3 separate regions of the Homo sapiens genome follow, and regions 1 and 2 are each linked to region 3. Evidence: chromatin contacts called from ENCODE Hi-C or POLR2A ChIA-PET data. All regions are on one chromosome and are shown on one strand. Each heading gives the region's core, a stretch centred on a gene start or an enhancer-like site at or near the end of the contact. The rest is flanking DNA. Distances are from core to core; before and after follow the strand shown. Region 1 has its middle 24 kb from the start of DAPK2. Region 2 overlaps DAPK2 (death associated protein kinase 2). Region 3 overlaps HERC1 (HECT and RLD domain containing E3 ubiquitin protein ligase family member 1).

Region 1 (3,606 bases), core at 992-3,491, 320 kb before region 3:
CACTGTCTTGGGTGCCAAGGACACAAAGATACATCAGCCATTGTCTGTCCTCCTGGAGTTCATACTTATTAGCCTGGACCTTCAGCTTCTCTCTGCTCCAGGCAGTGAGTGATTCGGACTCAGTTTTATCTACTGCCTGAGCTCGTCCTGGCCAAGTAGAAACAGAAGCCGGGCAGCAGGTCCAAAGACAAAACCATGCCTTAGGGACTGTCTGGTGAGGACACTACTGACATGCAACTCCAAGTGGATCATTGCTACAGGAGTCACCTGAACTGCTGGCCCTGCTGCTCCTGGAAGCTAGATGTGACTTCTGTTGTCTCCGCTACTGCCAGAGTGATTTCTCATTTTTGTGTGACTCACTCCAGCTTCCTAGTCCTAGCTGAGATCTCTAGTCGGCTGATCTCAAGTCACATGTCCATGTCCTGGCTGCCAAGAAGGCGGGAGAAAAGAAAATCTGACCTTTGGTGTGGGGAGGTGGACTCTGTCCCCCCAGCAAGACTCACATGGTGGGAATTCTATAGTAGAGTGAGAGGGGTCAAAAAACTAACATCTACTGCATTAATTATATTAGAACATGAATTTAAACTTTATTAATCATAATGGTATCTACATAGAAGTGAAAAATAGAGGTACATATATAGTCAGAAGTAGTGTTATCTGGTCCATGTTTGGCAAGGGTTAGGAAACGTTTTTGGAAAAGGGCCACATAGGCAATATTTTAGGCTTTTCAAGCCATATGCTCTGTTGTAACTATTCAACTCTGCCCTTGTAGCACAAAAGCAGCTGATAGTCTGTAAACAAATAAGCATGATTGCACTCCAAGAAAACTTTATGGACACAAATTTGAATTTCATATAATTTTCATGTGTCATGAATTAATATTTTCCTTTTTAATTTTTTCAACCGTTTAAAAATATAAAAACCATCTTAGCTTGTGGGTTGTACAAAATTCCAGCATTGGGCTGGATTTGGCCTGTGTGCCATTAGCAAACTCCTGATTTACAAGAATGATTATCCTTTCTGAAAAGTCAGACCAATTGGAAAATCAGATAAAAGATGTGGAATGGGCCCTCTCCCTAGGGAGAAAAAGGCACTCACATGAAACTGCATGTGACTCCAGGACATTCACAGACTTGCTAAGGAGCCAGTGGACCCCGGGTTAATAACTCTGCTTTACAAGTAATGCTAGCTGAGCACTGGGCTCCCCCCTCCTTTAATAACCCCCCAGAGCCCTGAGGGTTCACAACTTTGGGAGTATAGGGGCAGAAGGTGTGATACCTTTCCTCACCCATCATAAAGGTCATGGCCAACACCCCCGTGACAAAAGACAGGGTAACAAGAGAAAAGCATAACAAATGTGGTCAATCCAAGTTTTATGTGACACAGCAGGCTTCAGATAGGAAGAATCCAAAGACCCAGGGAAAACTGTCTTATTTTTCTGCTTAGGTTTGACGAAGAGTGGACAATTGTGTAGAAATGTGATTGGACAAAAAGTGCGATCTAATGGTAATGGACTAAGTGGGGAAACCCAGCAAGGACTATCTCTTCAGATTCTTCTTGGCCTTTCTGTGTAGCATTCCTTCCTCCTGGGTATGGGGCAGTCTTATGACCTACTGTTAGATAAGGCAGGTCAGAGAATTTCTTTATGGCCAGCTCATGCACAGAAAGGCGGGGGAAAGTTAGAGTAATATTTCTAGGTTTTGTGGTTTGCTTTTTGTTGTTGTTACTGTTTTTGTTTTTGAGATGGTCTTGCTCTGTTGCCCAGGCTGGAGTGCAGTGGCACAATCATGGCTCACTGCAGCCTCAACCTCTCAGGCTCAAGTGATCCTCCCACCCCAACTTCCCAAGTAGCTGGGACCACAGGTGCATACCACCATGCCCAGCTAAATTTTTTTTTGTATTTTTTTGTAGAGATGGGACTTTGCCATGTTTCCCAGACTGGTATGGCTTGCTTTGAAAAGAGGTTCTGGTTTCTATTTCCTCCCTTGGGGAAGACAGATTCTGTTTTCTATGACTCCCTTTGGAGGAGGAAGGGGCAGGAGACAGCAGGGCAGGATATGGTCAGAGAGAGTCTTTGCTTTTGAGGCTGCTTCTGAGGCTTTCTATTCTTCTTTAATTCACAGCACACCAAGGAGCCATATTTTGGGTTATTGCTTTCTGAGCCCCAGTAGGAGCCACTACCTTCTTGTTTTTGCTTTTGAGACAGGGTCGCTCTCTGTCGCCCCTGCTGGAGTGAAAAGGCACCATCAGGGCTCACTGCAGCCTCAAACTACTGGGCTCAAGCAATTGTCCCACCTCAGCCTCCCAAGAAGCTGGGACTACAGATGAGAGCTACCACGCTCAACTAATTATTTATCCACTGCTTTCTTAGACCGTTACAAATAAGAAGCTTATGGCCGGGCGTGGTGGCTTAGGTTGGGTGCAGCGGCTCACGCCTGTAATCCAAGCACTCTGGGAGCCGAGGCGGGTGGATCACGAGGTCAGGAGTTCAAGACCAGCCTGGCCAAGATGGTGAAACCCCATCTCTACTAAAAATACAAAAATTAGCTGGACATGGTGTCACGTGCCTGTAATCCCAGCTACTCGGGAGGCTGAGGCAGAGAATTGCTTAAACCTGGGGGGCGGAGGTTGCAGTGAGCCAAGATTGCGCCACTGCACTCCAGCCTTGGCAACAGAGTGAGATGCTGTCTCAAAAAATAAAGAAAAAAATAAAAGAAAGGAAGAAAAAAAGGAAAAAAAAAAAGCAGCTTTCCCAGCTCCACCATGAAGCAACTGCTACCAAAACTGCAGATGTGTCCAGCAGGACACAATTAACTGTAGTTAGTGGGGGCCAGTTTACTAGGAAGGGGTAGGATTGCTATAAAAGTCTCATTGCACTCATATCCCAGGTGGTTTTCTGCATGTGTTAATACCATGGTAGAAAACAAGCCAGTGAATTGTTGGGGTTCAAACTCATTACTGATGCACCACTACTGTTAATACTCTTTTTTTTTTTTTTTCTGGGACATGGTCTCACTCTGTCACCGGGGCTGGAGTGCAGTGACACGATCATGGCTCTATCTCCCAGGCTCAAGCTATCCACCCGCCCCAGCCTCCCGGGTAGCTGGGACTACAGATGCACGCCACCAAAGCTAGCTAATTTTTAAATTTCTTGTAGAGATGAGGTCTCACTATATTGCCTAGGGGGTCTCAAACTCCTGGGCTCAAGCGATCCTCCCACTTTGGTCTCCCAAAGTGCTGGGATTAAAGGCATGAGTCGCTGTGCTCAGCCACATTATTTCTGATATCTTTTTGTATATATGAAATACAAGTAAAGATTTTTCCAAAAAACTTCATTGGATTTAGCCTGAACTGGTGGTTGTCCATGACTCAGGTTAGACTGCCTATAGGGCATGAGCGAACCCAGTTCTGATATGGACTTATTTGGGGCAGATGTACTGGATGTGGAGAGGATGTTGCTGTATGGGCTGTCAGGTTCTCTCCAAGTGCTGTTAGCACCATGCAGACCCTGGATCCTCTTCACAAAGGATGTGGTCAAGAGCACAGACACTGGTGCCAAACTGCCATCTTGTTCTAATCCAATACTCAGTCACTTAGTAGCTGTGT
Region 2 (3,193 bases), core at 569-3,068, 260 kb before region 3:
TAGTTTCTCAGTTGTACTATCCACATTTCGAGTGTTCAGTAGCCACACGTGGCTAGCAGCTACCACATTAGACAGCACAGATATAGAACATTTTCATTATCCAAGCATCAACCTGGAGTGTATAAGGCTGTAGCGTTGTTTTTCTCCTAAACACTTCCACAAACACTTGAGTGTTTTGAGTCTAGGCTCACTGCAGCTTCCGCCTCCTGGGTTTAAGCGATTCTCCTGCCTCAGCCTCCTGAGTAGCTTGGATTACAGGTGCCCGCCACCATGCCTGGCTAATTTTTGTATTTTTAGTTAGAGATGGGGTTTCATCATGTTGGCCAGGCTGGTCTGGAACTCCTGACCTCCAGTGATCCACCCACCTCGGCCTCCTAAAATGCTGGGATTACAGGTGTGAGCCACTGTGCCCAGCTTGAGATCATCTTTACTCTCTAACTTTTAGGGAAAAGAGGCTCACAGGCAAGAGGTGACTTGGTGCCAGAAGTCACGTAGTTGGGGGTGCAAAGCCACAAGCACAGCCAATCCTCCACCTGTGTTTTTTCCACTCCAACCTGAGCTGTTGATCCTGATCCTTTGCATATGGCTTTATCTGTTCCATTGTCCTGCCTTTATGCTAATCTGGAGGGTTCAGATTGGGTGCCTACCATGAGTGGGGCCCTCTGCCAAGTAGCTCTGGGTCTGTGTTGTTGCTATGTCCCCAGACAGGAGACCACAGAATGAGTCAGCCACCTCCACATGGGGTTGCTGGTGCCCTGCAGATTCTGCCCCAAGACTGACGGCTTCCCTGTGAACCCTCTTGTGATGCGGTCAGGACATGCATCAACAGTTTATAAACAAGATTACAGGAAGCTCGGCTGCTGTTCTACACACAAACCCACCCCACCCACTGACATGCAGAGCTGGGACAGGTGCTGAAGAATGAGTCCATGGGAAGCTTGTCTTCATGAATGGGATAAAACCCAAGCTGGTAGCAGACTGACCCATTGTTTTCCGAAGTGGGGATGGGTAGACAAATGAGAGACCAAAACTGCAGTAGGGGCTCAGAACAATTAAAGTGCCAACTCTGAAAATCAAGACATTAAGGCAGGCGGGTGGGGACTTTGCCTGAAGTGGTCAGCTGGGATTTGGGAGTGATGAGAAATAACTGGTTTGAGGCTGAGAGACAAATGTAGGGATCATCATCACATTGAAAAAGCCAAGAATGCGGATCCCCATGCCTATACCTATGCTGATAACTTCTTGCTCCTGAAAACTGTAGTTGGGAAAGTTGGCAGAGGACACTAAGCAGTCAATACTGTTGTTATATTATTACTATTGTTATTGAGAGTAGTAGTAAACAGAAAGACATAAGTTAAAAATGATATTTATAGGCCGTCTTTAGAGATAGAAGAAACTGAACCTTCTGGCATACCAGGATATTCCTGTTGCGTGAGAACTCGTGGTTCTCAAACTTTGGTGGGCATTAGAATCCTCAGAGGGCTTATCAAACCACAGATGCTGGGCCCCACCCCCAGAGTTCCTGACTCTGTGGGTCTGAGCTTAGGGCCTGATAATTTGCATTTCTGACAGGTTCCCAGATGATCCTGATCTTACTGGTCTCGGGTCACACTTTGAGAAACACTGGTTTATACCATCAGGTGCTACAGAGAACTCAGTTTGTTTCAGTGGCATAGGTTTACAATTCTAAGGCCCTTTGACAAACCCTCTTACCCACAGCCCAACTGTGCTGGCTGCCTAGAACAAGCCTTTGTGCCACTGGAAACTGCTTTTGTCGTTACTCATCATGACTGTGTTTCAGATTTTTAGTGCTAACCACCTCGAAGTCTTGAGCTGCTGTAAGGTGCCTCTCTTACAGTGGGTGTGGTGGGTCACACAGATGAAGTGTAAGACATTGCCCTGCCCTTAACAGATTAACCTAATTTAGGGGCGGGGGGAAAGGCAAACACAGTAAAGAAATGAGCATAAAGAGACAATTAAGTGTACTGAACTTTAGGAGCTAACATATTCCAAGGTGAGGATTCCTGGGGGGTGGCATGGTCAGGGAAGACTTCCAGGAGGAGCTGGAACTTGAACTTAAAACAGGAGTAGCATTTGGGTAGGCAGACGACCTCCTAGTTTAGGCAAATAGGGCTAGCAGAAACCCAGAGGTGGAAATGAGTGTGTTGGGGTGTGTCTGCTGGGAAGCAGAGTACATTTGGGCAAGTAGAATGAGGCTAGGTGGTGAAAGGCCCCTGGGGCCTGGCCAAGGAGCTCAGGCTTGATGGGAAGGAGAAAATAATCTTGAGCAGAGAACATGATGATGTCTGCGTTGTAGGACAATATACTGGGGAATGTGGGGTGTGGATTGGGTGTGTGGGTGGAGGGCTGAAGACAGCAACACTGATCAGGAAGCTGTACTAAGTGTTGGTCTGTAAAAGTCTAGCTCAGGAGGATGGCAGGTAATGAAGAGATACTAGCCCAAGTCCATTCAGAAAACATGCACTGCAGATCTACTGTGTATCCACTGTAGTTGGTGCCTGGGGGTACAAGGCTGGACAATTACAGTCTACTAAGGGAGAATAATATATAGAGAATTTCAGTAAAATGGGCTGAATCCCATGATGGAGGTATGCACAGGAGGTGAAAATAGAGGAGGGCCTCATGTCCAGGACACCTTGAGGGAAGGATCAGCTGTGACAATAAATTCTGGCCAACTTTCCTATGCCTCCTTTAAACAAAGAGGTCTTATGTTTGCAGACTGAAAAGGGGATCCTACCCTTTCCTCCCCTGTCATCTGTAAGGCCCTTGGTGATGCTGCAGCTCTGTGGCCTGTCCCTCAAGTACACCCTTGATTGGATGACAGCAGTGCACTGCTCTGTTGGTTAGGGATGTCTATGCAGGTGTTTCTTCTCATTTTCTTACTTTTAAAACACAGGAAATTTTAAAAGGAAAAGTTTCACTCAACTATTTGTTATCCTCATGCACTTTTGCATCTGTGTTCTCTAATACAAAAATTGAATCAAACCATACATATCATTTGTGCATGTTCACTTATTATTTTATAAACATGTCCCTTATGATGTTCATACTTGCTATTTTAATGTTTATATAATTGTCTATTGCATCCAGAACATCTGATTGCCAAAGCTGTTCCTTAGTGGAGAATGCTTAGCTTGTTTCCAGCTTTTTCTTGTCTATGAAACTATGTTCT
Region 3 (3,349 bases), core at 15-2,514:
TGATTGGCCATTTGTTTTTCTTCTTTAATGATTTGTCCAGTTTTCAATTTCATGAGCTATTGATTTTTTAAAAAGTTTATGAAAAATTATATGCATATACATTCTTTTTTAAAGTTTATGAAAAATTATACGCATATAGTACCTGTATATTTTGTCAGCAAATTTGAAGTTAGAAATATAGCCATTAAAGGGGGAGAAAGACAGAAAAATAATTGTCTATGTTTCTTTTAAAGTGATTTTAAATTGCTTGATTTTAATTGCTTGAAATTAAGATATAAAAGGCTATCAGTGGTTGTTAACTTTCTTGTAATAAAAATGCTCGTTTGTTAACATCCTCAGCTATCAGAAACATAGCTTTTCATATCTGCCAGGTTAGTGATGGAAACATTAGAGCTCCTTATCAACTTTAGTAGTGTTAAAAAGAGTAGAGGTTCTTTAAAACAAGTAAATTGTTTAATGTGTTTGTTTTTATAGGTAAACTTGGTCATGGTGATACCAACAGAGTGTATAAACCTAAAGTTATTGAAGCTTTACAAGGAATGTTCATTCGCAAAGTTTGTGCTGGGAGCCAGTCTTCACTTGCTTTGACATCAACAGGGCAGGTAGGACTAAGGGATGAGTATAAAAGACTTAGAGTATTTCAGAGGATTAGGTGACTAAAAAGTAATACTTGTATTTAAATTTTAAAGTTCAAATAAATACATTTTTAGGCAACATGCTAAAATGAAATATCTTCTTCTGTTTGAAGTAGAGTATCTGAGAAGGAACCAGGTTTTCTAACCTGGCATATGTGACCCAGATAAATCTTAGTGGAGCCTCTGTTCTTTGTATTAAACTGACTTTCTAAAATGTTTTAGCATTTAGCTTCCCTTAAACCTTTTCTAAAACATTATGGATAGTCGGGGAAAGCTGAACTAGATCTTGATGGAGCCAGTGATATGAACTAAGAAGGCAAGAGGGTGATCAAAAAGGAGGGTAAAGAGAACACTTAGGTATGGAAAATATTCTGAGAGAGTTAGGTGTTTCTGAGAAACAGTGTGAAGTCAAGCTTAGGATAGTCAGAATTTTATGAGCCTTTATAAAGGCTCATAAGCTTTGTACTTTTATAGCTTATAAGCTTCGAACTTTTACATGCGTATTTTCACTCTTACCCTATTTGTTTGTTGAGGATAGGGAGGAGCCAGGTATAATTATAGACTGACAATATTTGTCCCTGTGTATCCATCAGTTATGGCAGTAAAAAAGTGAGCTGGCCACTTATTCTGTCATGTATAGGAGGCCACCTTGTGTCAGGCAGTGGTATAAAAGTGTTTTATGACTAATTGACAAGGCAGAGGAGCAGAAAAGCTGAAATCAGCATATAATTTGATTATTCACTGAGAAACTAGAATGCCTTGTGTTCTAAAAATCTTCAAGCTATTCATCATTACATTAGCTAGTTGCTGCCTTAAGAATATCTCTTCTACGTGTTTCTCACTATGGTTTTTGTAGTAAGAATCCATGAATTGAAGTTAGAAGATGCTTATGTATTTGATGTATACACACAGGCAAATAACAGACACCCCTTGAGCATCATGTGCTTCTTTTTTTATGAAGGAGTAATAATTTCTGCTTTGCATACAAGTGATCACATAAGATAATCATTAGAATTGAGAGTTTCTATAGATTATCCAATACTATTCAACTATTAGTTGGTAGTGGTAGTAATAATAGTAATAATAATAATAAATCCATTACATTGAATTCCAAGAGAACTTGTAAACTGTTTGCTGTATAGAATAGTTGTATTATGAGTACCTTAAGTTATATGAAATCAAATATATATGCGTGAAAAAAATAAAGTCAGAAATACTTTTAATGGGTAAGAATAGTTTTCTTTACCATTAAACTTGAGCATGAAATAATGATCAACATTTGCTTTTCCCTCAGTCTGTCTCAGCACTTTCAGGCCTCTTCTGTACTGACTTCCCACCATACTATATAGTATGGTCCAGTCTCTAAAGGCAAGCCAAGTATTTCTCATCTGGTGCTCAACCGAAGGAACGCTGCAAGAGAAAACTCTATGTAGGCCTTACTGAGTGACAGTATTACAGTGATGTGTCACTTAATGGGATATGTTCTGAGAAATGTGTTATTAGGCCATTTTGTTATTGTGAGAACATTGTAGAGAGTACCACACAAACCTAGATGGTGTAGCCTACTACGCTCCTAGACTATATGGTATAGCCTATTGCTCCTAGGTTACAAACCTGTACTGCATGTTACTGTACTGAATACCTTCAGAAATTGTAATATAATGGTAAGTATGTATCTAAACATATCTAAACATAGAAAAGTTACAGTAAAAATACTGGCATCAAAACTCCGTTAGATCTTAAGGGACCACTGTTGTATAATGTGGTCTGCTATTGACCGAATGGTGCATGAGTGTATATGATACCTCATGAGTGATTTAGGAAATCTTCTGTGATGATTTTGAGTATACATTATTTCACTGTCGTTATCTTTAGTTCCTAACATCTCCTAAAATATGCCTTATGTACTGGAATCTTGTTGCATTCTATACTTAAGTAAGTTATCTGGAAACAAGTACAAATATATGTTCTCATTTTATTTTATTTTGAACTCAGGGTCTCACTCTTTTGCTCAGGCTGGAGTACAGTGGCACAAACATGGCTCACTGCAGCCTTGACCTACCTCCTGGGCTCAAGAGATCTTCCCCATCCCAGCTCCCGAGTAGCTGGGACCACAGGCCTGTGCCACAATGCTTGACCAATTTTTTTAAATTTTTGTGGAGATCGGGTCTTGCCACATTGTCCAGGCTGGTATTGAACTCCTGAGCTTGGGTGATCCTCCTGCCATAGCCTCCCAACGTGCTGGGATTACAGGCTTAAGCCACTACATCCGGACAGTGCTCTTTATTTTTAATTGAAGTGGTTTAATCTCTCAGCAGCAGTCTTTCCTAAAATAATTGCAAGACAAAAACAAATTCTCAAATTTGATGGCATGAAGATAAGAATCTATATAATCTTACCAAAATCTATTGAAGATAAAGAAAAAAAATCATTCAGATTGCTGATTGTTTTGATTTTGTTGATTTTGGGTTGCCAAATTGTCAGTCAGTCACCTATTTGTCTTGCCAAAGACAAAATTTTTTTTTCCCACCTAACCCTTTCCCCAAGCATCTTAAATCAGTTAGTGATTCTTTTGGTATTCATTAGTCAAAAATGAAGATGTTTAAGGGGAACTACCTTGTTACTGCTTCACATGGCCCTCTTTGTAAGTGATAATTATTGCAATAATGAGGTGAGGTATTTCTAAAACTAAATAATAAACATCAGTTTTGTGA

Evidence for each region. A loop is a pair of places that touch in the nucleus more often than their neighbours do. ChIA-PET counts read pairs that join two places held with the same protein, here RNA polymerase II (POLR2A). Pooled maps may share reads with other maps.
Region 1: a loop to region 3 is called in a map of HepG2, with 26 times the contacts of the local background. The contact joins two enhancer-like sites. A Hi-C loop is called at or near these places in 117 of 168 maps with a recorded cell type or tissue (A673, B cell, CD14-positive monocyte and 67 more), 37 of 37 single-sample maps with no recorded cell type and 50 of 50 pooled maps. POLR2A ChIA-PET finds 5 or more read pairs at or near these places in 9 of 52 experiments (CD4-positive, alpha-beta T cell, CD4-positive, alpha-beta memory T cell, CD8-positive, alpha-beta T cell and 6 more).
Region 2: a loop to region 3 is called in a map of naive thymus-derived CD4-positive, alpha-beta T cell, with 19 times the contacts of the local background. The contact joins two enhancer-like sites. A Hi-C loop is called at or near these places in 9 of 168 maps with a recorded cell type or tissue (B cell, CD4-positive, alpha-beta T cell, CD4-positive, alpha-beta memory T cell and 3 more), 20 of 37 single-sample maps with no recorded cell type and 16 of 50 pooled maps. POLR2A ChIA-PET finds 5 or more read pairs at or near these places in 8 of 52 experiments (CD4-positive, alpha-beta T cell, CD4-positive, alpha-beta memory T cell, CD8-positive, alpha-beta T cell and 5 more).

Annotation. Positions count from the first base shown.
Region 1 is chr15:64,068,271-64,071,876 of GRCh38, reverse strand. No RefSeq gene overlaps it. Among named protein-coding and RNA genes, the nearest start is that of DAPK2, 24 kb to the right of the region's middle. Within about 2 kb of position 2,241, at least 5 of the 41 ENCODE cell types and tissues checked have a DNase peak (open chromatin) inside an H3K27ac peak, as active enhancers do.
Region 2 is chr15:64,008,501-64,011,693 of GRCh38, reverse strand. All of the region lies in intron 2 of DAPK2 (death associated protein kinase 2), which reads left to right. Among named protein-coding and RNA genes, the nearest start is that of DAPK2, 36 kb to the left of the region's middle. RefSeq lists enhancers at 506-555, 1,413-1,502 and a silencer at 1,873-1,932. Within about 2 kb of position 1,818, at least 16 of the 41 ENCODE cell types and tissues checked have a DNase peak (open chromatin) inside an H3K27ac peak, as active enhancers do.
Region 3 is chr15:63,750,211-63,753,559 of GRCh38, reverse strand. HERC1 (HECT and RLD domain containing E3 ubiquitin protein ligase family member 1) reads left to right here. Exons shown (of 78, transcript NM_003922.4): 8 at 475-602. Among named protein-coding and RNA genes, the nearest start is that of HERC1, 82 kb to the left of the region's middle. Within about 2 kb of position 1,264, at least 2 of the 41 ENCODE cell types and tissues checked have a DNase peak (open chromatin) inside an H3K27ac peak, as active enhancers do.